3 separate regions of the Mus musculus genome follow, and all the other regions are linked to region 3. A link is a loop called in an ENCODE intact Hi-C map of the cell type or tissue named here. Cell type or tissue: left cerebral cortex. All regions are shown on one strand.

Region 1 (4,000 bases), 160 kb before region 3:
TTTTGTTGTTTTTGTGACAGCATCTTCTCTATGTAGCCTAAGTTGGCTTTAAGCTGTCAGTCCTGCTGCCTCTGCCTGCCTGCTGTTGGAAATACAGACACATATTCCCACACCTTGCTTAGAATGCCTTGGTCTTCAGGACCATCGCTGTCATCAGCTTGGCACAGTTTACCAAAACCAGTAATGTTTTGCAGCAGCAGCAGCTTTCGGAAAAGGCAGATGGTGTTCTTTGATCTTACTGCATAAGCTGTGGTGATGTTTAGAACAAACTCTTTCATTGAGTAGAATTGTCCTAAGAAACAGTGCAATCTAATATTCCACTTGGCCTGTTTTTCAGGAAGCTGAAGAAATGCACATAAAAGCAATTCAGATTAAGGAGCAGCTCCTTGGCCAAGAAGATTATGAAGTGGCCCTTTCAGTGGGACACCTGGCATCTCTGTATAATTATGACATGAATCAGTATGAAAATGCTGAGAAACTGTACCTGCGGTCGATAGCCATTGGTATGTTACCTTTCCGTCCGTCTTCCTTAGTTGAGGTCTAGAGAGCTTGTCTGTGCTCCTAGATCCTGCTGACAAGTAAGTGCCGCATGCACGAGGCAGCCATAGCAGAGCAGAGCACAGTGCTCTCTCTCTGCGCCACTCCTCTCAGGCTCTTCCTCCGCACTGAAGCCAACAAGCACAGCCTGTGATACAAGCCACCATTTAAGGTGTCTGTCCTGCTGCTGCCCCCGAGCCTCCTGCCTCCTGGAGCTCTTACATCCTCACCTCTGTGTATTGTTGCATCACAGTCGATGGTGACTTCCATGACTGAGGAATGTTTGACTGAACTTGCATGTCGCCATCATCTAGTCTATGTTGAATGAACACAGAGCATTTGAACTGTTGTCATTTGACAGCATTACCTCATTGTATGAAATTGTTGTGGTTCGAGCTCATTTTGAATTGTCTATATCTCCTGTAACTGAGGCCTCTTGGTCACCTGTGCGTCAAGGTCTCTCATCCTGTGGCTTGTTTTCTTGAGAGCGCCTGGATAGGACAGTTCATTTCGCTTCATTTTATTTTGGTTAGTTGGTGTTGACACAGGGACTTGTAGCTCCTGCTTCTTCCTAATGCTGGGTCCCAGGATGCACTACCACACCCTGCCTAAGGATGCCTGTGTTTCTATAGAATGCCTTGATGTCTTTAATTTATCACCAGTACTTTTTAAATTTTGTTTGAGGAATTTTGGTTTTCCTACCAGTTATGAAGTTACTTTGCTAAAATATCATCTTTTAGACACTTTACTTATATTCATGTTTTGATCTGCAATACTAAGATTAGCGTGTTCATCTTAGAAGAAACTTTACTTTTACTGTGTATATAGTTGACCTGGAACCATTTCTTCAATGCTCTGTCCTGTCCCCTTTGCTGTCTTTGTTACAAACAGTGGTCCATATATTTGTGTGCTAGTCAGTTATACATTGACTTACTTGATAAATCCGAGTGTTGGAAATACTAATGTTCTTTTTTTTTTTTAAAGATTTATTTATTTTTATTATATATAAGTACACTGTAGCTATCTTCAGACACTCCAGAAGAGGGAGTCAGATCTCATTACGGATGGTTGTGAGCCACCATGTGGTTGCTGGGATTGAACTTCGGACCTTCGGAAGAGCAGTCGGGTGCTCTTACCCGTTGAGCCATCTCACCAGCCCACTAATGTTCTTAAAATCAAAAAGTAATAGGCAAGCACTTTCCTTGTGATGTGTAGTTTCCTTAATTTTCTTCTACCTAATTTTCAACACTTGTTTGTTTATAGCTTATTTTTCTATATATGATTTTACATAAAGGCACATGCATAAGTATTTTCTTATATTTCCTTTTCATACAAAATGAGCATCGTGTGGCTGTCCACTATGCTTTTGTTTTTCTGTTGCTGTGACAGAAACATCGTGACTAAAGACAACTTGGGCGGAGAGGGTTCATTTCAGCTCACACTGCAGATTAACCTGTCATTGAGGGAAGTCATGGCAGTGACTGAAGGCAGGCACCATGGAGAAACCCTGCTTGCTGGCTAGCTTACTGGCTCACCATGGCCAGCTAGTTTTCTTTGATAGCCCCAGATACTGCCTGTCTAAGGTATTGCCCACTATAGCCAGGCTTTGCCAAATCAGTCATCAATCTACATCTCTCGTAGGCAGTGACCACAGACCAATCTGGTTCAAGCAGTTCCTCAGTTAAGCTTTCTTCTTCTTGCCTGTCACTTTAAAGTTGTATCAACTTGGTGGGGGGAGGGGGGATACTTGCTTTAAAAACAAAATTTACTGGGTGGTAGTGGAACACAACTTTAATCCCAGCTCTCAGGAGGCAGAGATAGACAGATCTCTGTGAGTTGGAGTCCAGTGTTGTCTACAGATTGAGTTCCAGAACAACCAGGGCTACACAGAGAAACCCTGCCTTGAAAAGCCAAACACCAAAACGAAATTTGTCAGAGATGATGTCGCACCCCTTTAATCCCAGCACTGGGGAGGCAGAGGCTGTGATAGCATGCGAGTTTGAGGTCTGTGTAGTGAGTTCCAAAACAGGCAGGGCTACACATAAAGATTCTACAAATCTTTCATGTTATTTAAAAATATCTTTAAAAACATTAGTCCTAAACCTGAACTTTGGACTGGTAGGTGGCTCATCACCCTAGATGACTTGAAGTCTTTCTTGAGAAGTCTCATGATAGGAGGGAAGGAGACGCCTGAAAGGCAGGATCCCCAGGCCTCCACACATGCAGTAGCTTGAGTGTGTGAGTACACAGAAACACACATGTAAAATAAGTACAACCTTTTTTTAAACCGGTGAAATTTAGCGTTCTAGTAAAGCCAGTTCCTTGAAGTCTTTAGAGACATTGCAGGGATGAAAGTAGGTAAGAGCAGTGATAGAGGGACTGCACCTCTTTCCTTCCATAGGACTAAAACCAAGTCAGCCTACTGAAAGAGGAGAACCTGGGCCAGGGGTGATGGCTCATGCCTTTAATCCCAGCACTTGGGAGGCAGAGGCAGGAGGATCTCTTTGAGTTCCAGGTCAGCCTGGTATGAATGGCTACACAGAGAAACCCTGTCTCAAACAAACAAACAAACAAATTGTATTGAAATCTAAACAAAAAAGTATTGTAATTATTTGATCTAAGTCTTTTTGTGTTGCTTTAGGGAAGAAACTGTTTGGTGAAGGCTACAGTGGACTAGAATATGATTACCGGGGCCTCATTAAACTTTACAACTCCATTGGGAATTATGAGAAAGTGTTCGAGTATCACAACGTTCTGTCTAACTGGAACCGGTTGCGAGATCGACAGTATTCAGTGACCGATGCCCTTGAAGACGTCAGCAGCAGCCCCCAGTCCACTGAAGAAGTGGTGCAGTCCTTTCTGATGGCTCAGAATGTTGAGGGACCAAGCTGCTGAGGGACAGCCTCAGCTAACAATTACCTTTCCCAGATTCCGGGGAATTCATACTGTGAAATCAAACCATGTTGTTTTTAGGGCTGGCATTTGCATTGAAACACTGGTCCAGTCCACCCAAGACCCTATTTCGGGTAGTCCTGTATTGCAGTTCCTGTAGAATAAGCATATATTGAGTTATATCAGCATGTGCCGCGTGTATAAGTAGTCCCACATTCTCACCCCAGTAGAACAACAGGAAACCGTTTTTTTTTTCTTTTTAAAAAATAATTCGTTTTTCAGAAAGTCTGAAAGAAAAAAAAAAAAAGAACCCCTAAATAAAACTATTTAAGAGTTTAAAAGAGTTGCATTCTTATTATGTAAGGATGATTTCAAAAACTTTTTAACATATAGTTAATTCTTCCATGTGGAGGTATTCAATACTGTATTGTAAGGAAATCTTATGGAAAACTCTTTATATGCAGTATAGAAAAGTAACATAGATACTAGTAAGAGGGGAGGGGCACCCTGACCTAGATTTGGCCGTCTTTTCCAAATCAGGGCATTCAGCCATTCCAGAACTGTCTCAGTG
Region 2 (4,000 bases), 150 kb before region 3:
AGAAGAGCTACGTCTAAAACTGGCCATAGAAAAGATGGCTTTGCCCTAAATGCTACAGTCTATAAGTACACACACCTACATATACAGACACACCCGTGGACAAGTGTTGAACCAATTGAAAAGCACACACACTAAGGCTCCGAGTGAGACACAGAAATCTGATGAAGAACACAGAGTGCTCCCCCTTCTCCTGAACTACAAGTGTAGACACAAGAAAGAGACTGGAGCAGCCATGCGGGCTGGGGTCAGAGTGGGCTGGGCAATGAGCCGTCACAGTTCTGGTTGGGAGCCTTTTCCACTTTGTTTTAGGGAGGAGCTGGAAATTCAGCTGAGTTGGTGATACTGCACACCTAGCATTCATGAAGCCATGGGTCTCATCTCTAGCACTGCTTAAACTAGGCATGAATGGGACGCCTATAAGCCCAGAGCTAGGGAGATAGGGGCAGAAGGATCGGAAGTTCAGGTTCAATCTTGACCACTTCGGGATTTCAAGGTCATACTATTGCAGTTCCATCTACTTGGGAGGCTAAAGCAGGAGGAGGACCAACTGAACTAGGCTGTCAAAGGCTGGTCTGCACAATTAAACCAAGTCTCACCCCCCACACACACACCCCAAAAACCCTTCAGAGAAGACCTCTTCTCTGGAAGGTCTCCTCTTGAGGCCTGCTGCCATGACACTGGTGAGGCTTTTTTGTTTTTGTTTTCTCCTTGGGGTTAGCTTTATCATAAAAGCATAGAGCAACATACTATGTCAACAGCTAACTCCTCTTCCATACCGCTTCCCTAGCTACTCTCTGACATCCTTACTACCACTCCAAGGTCATCCATTGGGTTGGACACACCTTAGCTGAGAACGTGCAACTAACTTTAGGAATAATGCATTGGAGGGCTGAAGCGGTGGCTTGGCAGCTAAGACCTGGGTTCAGTTCCCAGCATCTATCTACATAGCTGCTCACACCTTAACTAGTTAGTTCTTATTCTAGGGGATTTGGCGCCATCTTCTGGTCATGGAAGGCACAAGGTACACACACCTTGGACTTGGAATCAGGCCTAAACTACTTAAAGTAACCAATCAACCTATCAATCAAGAACACATTAGTCTCCCAGTTGTTTACATGTCATGAAAAATGTCAGGCTGGCCAAGATCAGGAGTCATAGTGTCACTGTGTACTGTCATTTGCAGCCAGTAGGTCATCAGCCCGAATCCTTACACCGACTTCCAGTACAGGAGACATTCATTGCCTTTATTCTTGGGGCTGTCTTTTCTCCTCTAGACAGTAGTTGAAAAAGTGCTGTTTGGGGCTGGTGAGATGGCTCAGTGGGTAAGAGCACCCGACTGCTCTTCCAAAGGTCTGGAGTTCAAATCCCAGCAACCACATGGTGGCTAACAACCATCTGTAATGAGATCTGACTCCCTCTTCTGGAGTGTCTGAAGACAGCTACAGTGTACTTACATACAATAAATAAATAAATCTTTTAAAAAAAAAAAAAGTGCTGTTTGGCTATGCTCTTTCTTTTGTTAATTCAACAGAATGCTAAATGACTAATATGGGCTGTTCACTATTATAATTGCTTAGGATATACCGATAAGCAAGTTAGTTATCTTCTGGCCATGTGAAAATATAATTTACAAATTTTAAAAAGAGGAAACTCTTTGTAAGCTTATTCTCTCATGTGTTTTGTCACAGGAATATAAAATTGAAACGGCGCCAGGCCTGACGGGCTCGGGGAAAGCAAGGGTTGGAGGAGCTGTGGGAGTGGATCAGACTGGACCTAGCAGATAACTTAGGCGTTCTTTGTATTGTTTAGCTGATTTTGAGACAGGCTAAATGATGTCGCACAAGCTGTCCTCCTGCCTTCCCTCCCCATCGCTGAGATTAGAGGTGTGCACCACACCAAGGCAGAGCTGACCCTGACTTCAGATGAATTGAGGAACGTTGGAGTTTTAAGCAGAGAAACCTGTGATCTGCCGTTTTAGAATTCTAAGATCGTACTGCGTTTGAGGAAAGAGGACACCAAACCCAGCCTCCGCTGTTGCCTTAAGGAGAGCTCCCCAGCACCTCTACCCGGGGTTTTGCGCGCGGGAGCCAGGTTGGAAGGCAGCGGTACTCCCCACAGTTCCTGTAGGTGGCGGTGCTGCCCCACGGACCATGACCAGCACCCTATTTTGCTGGGAGCCCCTCCGTATCACGCAGTTTCCGGTAGGCCGCCCCTCTCTCCGTGGTCCTCCTGCTTTGTCAAAATTGTTGTGATCCAGCCAGGCAAGGGTTAAAGGGAAAGAGCGAGCTGCTCCCGCACCACGTGACCTTCCTGCTACACACATTTACCCTGGCCCTGAAGTACCTGGTTCCCATTTGCCTTGGGCAGGGTCCTCATGTCTTGTCGCTTGTGTTGGGGGGGGGGGGGGGGGGAAGAGGAAAAATATAAAGGAAAACTGAAGTGAGTGGTGCATGCCTTGAAGGGGCAAAGGCAGACAACTCTCTGTGAGTTCGAGTGGTCTACAGAGTGTTCGGACAGCCAGAGATACATAGATAAACTCTGTCTCATAAAACAAACAAAATCGCTGGGCCTTGGAGGCTGGAGAGAGAAGGCTATCAGCGATAGCCTGTGCTTCTTGCCTTTCCAGAGGAAGATGTGGGTATTCCCAGCACCCACATCAGTTGGCTCAAAACCACTTATGAACTACAGTTCCAGAGAATCCCACATGCTCCATATATTCACACACACACACACACACACCACACCACACCACACACACACGCGCGCGCACACGCACACTTAGAGAGAAAATCACCGAGCCCACTTCCTTGCTTGGAGACTCCAGGTAAATGGTTTCTGGAGCTGGAAGCAATGTGCATTTTTTTAAGTCTCTAGTTTCCTCTTTTCCTTTCTTGCCTCTCATGGGTATCATCCAAACCCATCAACTGACTGCTGAAGGTGTGATTCATGTTGTCCGGAATGTGCAAGGCCCTAGTTTGGATTTCCAGCACTGTATAACAAAAGAGGACAAGAGGGCTTAGCGGGTAAAGGTGCTCGCCTTCCAGCCTGACGGTCTGGGTTCCATCTTGGGTCCATTTGGTGGTGGAAGGAAAGAACTGATTCCCTAATGTCCTCACAGTGGATCCTCACAGTATCCACTGACACAAAGGCACACACAATAAATAAATGAACAAATAAAAAATGAATGAATGAATGAATGAATGTAGCCAAGTGTTTTTGAACCTAAGTTTGTCATTCTTGTTGCATACCTGTGTTGCTTCTGTGTACTTTGGGGATATCAAATAACAACGGCCCCAAGAGTTGCACAGGAGTTGTAGATGTGTGAAGTCCATTGTTCAAGGCACAGGGTTGGGAGGAGCCATAGTAAACTAGGAAGCATATCAGAAAGGCTGATGCAACTGCTCCTCCACTCCAGCACCTGCCACATAGGACGCAATTCAAAAGTGGGTAGCTGTATGAGAGGCTAGAAGTCTGACTTTTCATTTAATGGGAAATGACAGTTATAATATTGGCAACTAATATTTTTAAAATGATGTGTGCAAGTGGAACTCCTCGTTGGTAATTAAATGCATTAGTAGCTGCCAAATTTTGATCACTAACCCAACTCACCATTCTGCTAAGACTATTGGTATTTCTTCTTTGGGATTCTATTTCTAGCCTCTCTCACGGTCATTTGGAAATCTCCCCAATACCCGAGCAGCATCGGTTCATTCCATTGTACCTCTCCTCCCTTGGCACTGCCTGCCCCACGCTACAGAGAAGATGGAGTCTAGATGATTCAGAGGCTGCTAGACTTGTCACTGACTGACCCGGTTCAATCAGTTATCCCATCCTGTGCTTTCCTGTGGCTAACATTGATAAAATCCTTCGTTCTTTTCCCCATTGGACTCTGATAATCCTCCACACAGGTGACCACAACTATTTACTTTGCAAAAAAATGTGCTACCTGCCACTTAGGAAGTGGCTGTAAACATTTTTTCCTTTGAGACAGGGTCTTATT
Region 3 (4,000 bases):
TTCCTATTCAAATTATTTGAACAAAACCTGTAGGTTCCTATACATTTTATTTATTCAATTAGTATTTAGGTAATATTTAAGGCTTTGGAAGGGTATTAAAATACAATTATTATTTCTCTCCACCCTCTTTTCTTCTTCCAACTCTTCCAATCATCACTTACTCCATCCCAAACTCTGGGCCTCTTCCTTCCCAGTTGTTTGTTATTTACAGACATGTTCATCTTAATGCATATGCACATGCAAGTGTGTGCTCACACATGCCCGTGCGTGGATATGTTCTGTTAAGTATGTTTAATGTTGCATTGCATGATTTCAAAGCTGGCTACTTGGTGTTAACTAATCAATTAGTGACCTCCTTCATGGTGGAAAACTTTTTCTCTCTCTGTTAGCATGATTTTGTTGCTTATAGTTCTTTTGTCTAGGGGTGTGTTAGGGAGGGGCTGCTTTAGTTTTCCCCTTCCATGTAGACCTGCCTTGGCATTGTTGTCCTTATTCAGGTATTGTTTAGGCAGCCTTACTGTTGAGGTATCATAAATAATACTTCTTTGGGCAGTTGTGATTTATTTACTTTTTTTTTTTTTTTTTTTTTTTTTTTTTTGGTAGTGGTCTGTCTGTTTTGAAGAGAATCTTTGAGGGTTGAATGTTACACTTATATCTGAGATTTGGTTGTAGGCTTTGTTATTGTTGTTTTGGGATGGGGGGTTCTAATTTATTCTTATGTTATGTGCATCGATGTTTTGTGTGAAGGAGTCAGGCCCCCTATAACTGGAGTTAAAGACAGTTGTAAACTGCCATATGTGTGCTGGGAATTGAATCTGGGTCCTCTGGAAAAGCCGCTAATGCTCTTAACCTCTGAGCCATCTCTCTAAACCTGCCCACCCCCCCTTTAACTGCTGGGATTAAAGGCGTGCGCCACCATGCCTGGCTCCTTTAACTTTTAATTTTGTTTGTGAATGGAAGATGGGATGCAAATGTCTAAAAATTCTAATCTTGAAAGATTAATTTAGGAGCGAAAACCTGAGCATTTTCAAATTTATGTAACTTAAATGTATTAGTAAGCCACTAAAATATAGGGAATGAATTTGTTAAACATTTTAAAATTAGTATCAGAGCTTATCGTGGTGACACATGACTATAATATCAATCAATACTTAAAGGTCAAAGGTTCAGGGCAGACCACTATATAAAGCAACACTGTCTTTAAGAGCTGTAGGTTGAAGGCTAGAAACATCTCAGTGGCTGATCTTGCAAAAGAACTTGAGTTTGCTTCCTAGCTCCTCCACGGTAGCTTACATCTGTCTGACACTTCAGTTTCAAGGGATCTGACAACCTCTTCTGGCCTCTGTAGGCACCAGGCACACATGTGGTACATTTATGAAGGCAAAATACCCATGTACACATAGGGGTTGGAGTGATAGCTTACTGGTCAAGAACACCAGTTTCTTGTTCTTTTAGAGGACCTGGGTTTGATCCCAAACAACCAACCACATGTTTATAGCTCCAGCTTCAGGGGAACCTCTCCTTTGGGCCTTCAAAGGTATTGTATTAATGTGGTGAACAGATAATCACCATACACTCAGTATAATAATTAAAAAATGGTCTTTTGGTTGGGGTAAGCAAGGGTCTTTTTACATAGCCCTGGCTTGCCTGGAATTCCCTTGGTAAACCAAGGTAACCTCTAAGTCACATGGATATACCTACCTCTGCCTCCTGAGTACTGGGATTAAAGGTATGAGCTACCACACCTAGCTTAGAAAACTTTTTAAGGAGTGTATATATTAATTTCTTTTAAAAAAAAAAAAAACAATTCGGCCAGGCGTGGTGGCGCACGCCTTTAATCCCAGCACTCGGGAGGCAGAGGCAGGTGGATTTCTAAGTCCGAGGCCAGCCTGGTCTACAGAGTGAGTTCCAGGATCAGCCAGGACTATACAGAGAAACCCTGTCTCGAAAAACCAAAAAAAAAAAAAAAAATCATAAAATAAAAATAGTTTTTAAAAAACCACCAAAGGGGGCTAAAGAAATGGTTCAGAGTTTAAGAGCACTTACTGTTCTTTCAGCAGAGTGGGTGTGTTTCCTTAACCACATGGCAGCTAACAGCCATCTGTATCTCCAGTTCCAGAGGATCTGATCCCCTCTTTTGGCCTATGCACACACCAGGCACACATGTAGTATACATGCATATAGGCAAGCAAAATAGTCATACACATAAATGCATCCATAAAACTTTTAAATAGAAGCTTAAGTTTGATTAAAGGGTTTTCTTTCTTTTAGAGTCATCACTACTTTTTTTTTATCTTTCGTAAAAATAGGTAATCAAGAATAGCAAAACGGACATCCCAGAACTAGAATTATTTCCTCGCTATCTTCTCTTCCTTCGACAGCAGCCTGCCACACGGACACAGCAATCTAACATCTGGGTGAATATGGGTATGATGAGCCTGAGAATGTTTCCTCAGCATTTGCCTAGAGGTAATTTAAGAATGCAGCAAGAATACCATGTATTTCCCTAAAAATAAACTGAAAATCGTATTGCTCAGAGTTTGGTGCCACTGTGCTAATATATGCCATCTGCTTTCATATGGAATCAGTAAATCACTTGTGAGCTTAGATCTGTGGTCATGCACAAGATTGGATGGGGATAGAGGCAAAGTCTTAGGAGCAAACTAAGACAGACAAGATTCTCTCTTCTCTTCCCTCCCCTCCCCTCCCCTCCCCTCCCCTCCCCTCCCCTTCCCTCCCTCCCTCCCTCCCTTCCTTCCTTCCTTTCTTGGTTGTAAGCTTTTGAAAATAAATAAAATAGATTTTACACGTTTTGTTTTTGAAGTAAGCCATTGTCAATTGTCATTATAACTAAGCTGCAGTTCACCAATAATTGACGGGTCTTTCAGCCTCACTCTTAATTTATTGAAATACTCTGTTCTGAACTAGTGTTGTTTTGACAAAATGAGAAACATTTCTCATGTTCTAAGAGTGTTTTATAAGAGAAATATTACAGAGAAAAAGTATATTTGAAAATGATACCTTTCCTTTGAATTTTGAGGTTTTGTTGTATTTTGGTTGGGTTTTTGTTTTTGTTTTGTTTTGTTTTTTTTCTTTCCTTTTTTCAGTAGTGGTGATAAATGTTAAACCCAGAACCTTGTTTATGCTAGATATCTGTCTGTCACTTAGTTACATCCCCAGACAAATATTGTGGCTTGGAAAATGCCAAGCTCTCCCTCAACAAAGGAGGGGAAGAGCCCCAATATCTACTTATCTATCATATCTATCTATCTATCTATCTATCTATCTATCTATCTATCTACACACAAACACACACACACACACACACACACACACACACACGCACCCTCAGCCAGATTCGGTGACAACACACCTTGAATCCCAGCAATTGAGAGGTAGAGGCAGGTGGATCTCTCTGAGATCAGAGCCAGCCTGGTCTATATACCAAGTTCCAAGCCACCAAAAACCATGTAGTAAGACCTTGTCTCAAAATAGACAGGCAAGACACATAAAATGTTTCCCTTAATATATACCATGCATAAGGTTCCCTTTTGATTTCGAGCTAAAGTTAAATTTTATTGATGGAGAATACTTGTGTACTTTTCCCTTGCAAATATTTGAAATTATTCTTCAGTAACAAAACAGTAAAAAATTTGAGCTGGCTAGATAACTCCCTAGGTAGAAACTTTTTCCACCAGTCTGACAACCTACATTTGATCCCCAGACCCACATGGTGGAAGGCGAAAACTAACTTCTTTAAGTTGTTTTCTGACCTTTACATGCACACCTGGTGCACTTGAATACACATAGATACATACTAAATAAATAAATATAAAATAAAATTTTTAATTCATCAATTCACAGAATCTCAGGCTATGTTTAACATTGTTAGAATGTTTTTCTTTGTTTGTTTTGTTTTTAAAGATTTATTTATTTATTATATGTAAGTACACTGTAGCTGTCTTCAGACACTCCAGAAGAGGGCATCAGATCTCATTAT

Evidence for each region. Peaks named below come from ENCODE experiments on the same cell type or tissue, not always from the same donor. Only the 100,000 strongest peaks of a DNase experiment are listed, where the experiment ranks them.
Region 1: a loop joins it to region 3, with 2.6 times the contacts of the local background. A loop is called at or near these places in 2 of 42 quality-filtered maps.
Region 2: it touches region 3 in a loop (2.1-fold over the local background); 2 of 42 quality-filtered maps call a loop at or near these places.

The regions. Positions count from the first base shown.
Region 1 is chr11:85,191,078-85,195,077 of GRCm38, reverse strand. Appbp2 (amyloid beta precursor protein (cytoplasmic tail) binding protein 2) reads left to right here. Exons shown (of 13, transcript NM_025825.3): 12 at 338-503; 13 at 3,179-3,770. The coding sequence ends at 3,432. Among named protein-coding and RNA genes, the nearest start is that of Gm38935, 5.8 kb to the left of the region's middle. In left cerebral cortex, a CTCF peak has its summit at 1,529 (motif pointing right); no DNase peak of the experiment used is centred here.
Region 2 is chr11:85,181,318-85,185,317 of GRCm38, reverse strand. No RefSeq gene overlaps it. Among named protein-coding and RNA genes, the nearest start is that of 1700125H20Rik, 12 kb to the right of the region's middle. In left cerebral cortex, CTCF peaks have their summits at 998 (motif pointing left) and 2,126 (motif pointing right); DNase peaks (open chromatin) are centred at 979, 1,795 and 2,127; H3K4me3 peaks cover 906 bases.
Region 3 is chr11:85,034,949-85,038,948 of GRCm38, reverse strand. It overlaps Usp32 (ubiquitin specific peptidase 32), which reads left to right. Exons shown (of 34, transcript NM_001029934.1): 16 at 2,310-2,427. Among named protein-coding and RNA genes, the nearest start is that of Car4, 79 kb to the right of the region's middle. In left cerebral cortex, no CTCF peak of the experiment used is centred here; a DNase peak (open chromatin) is centred at 2,491.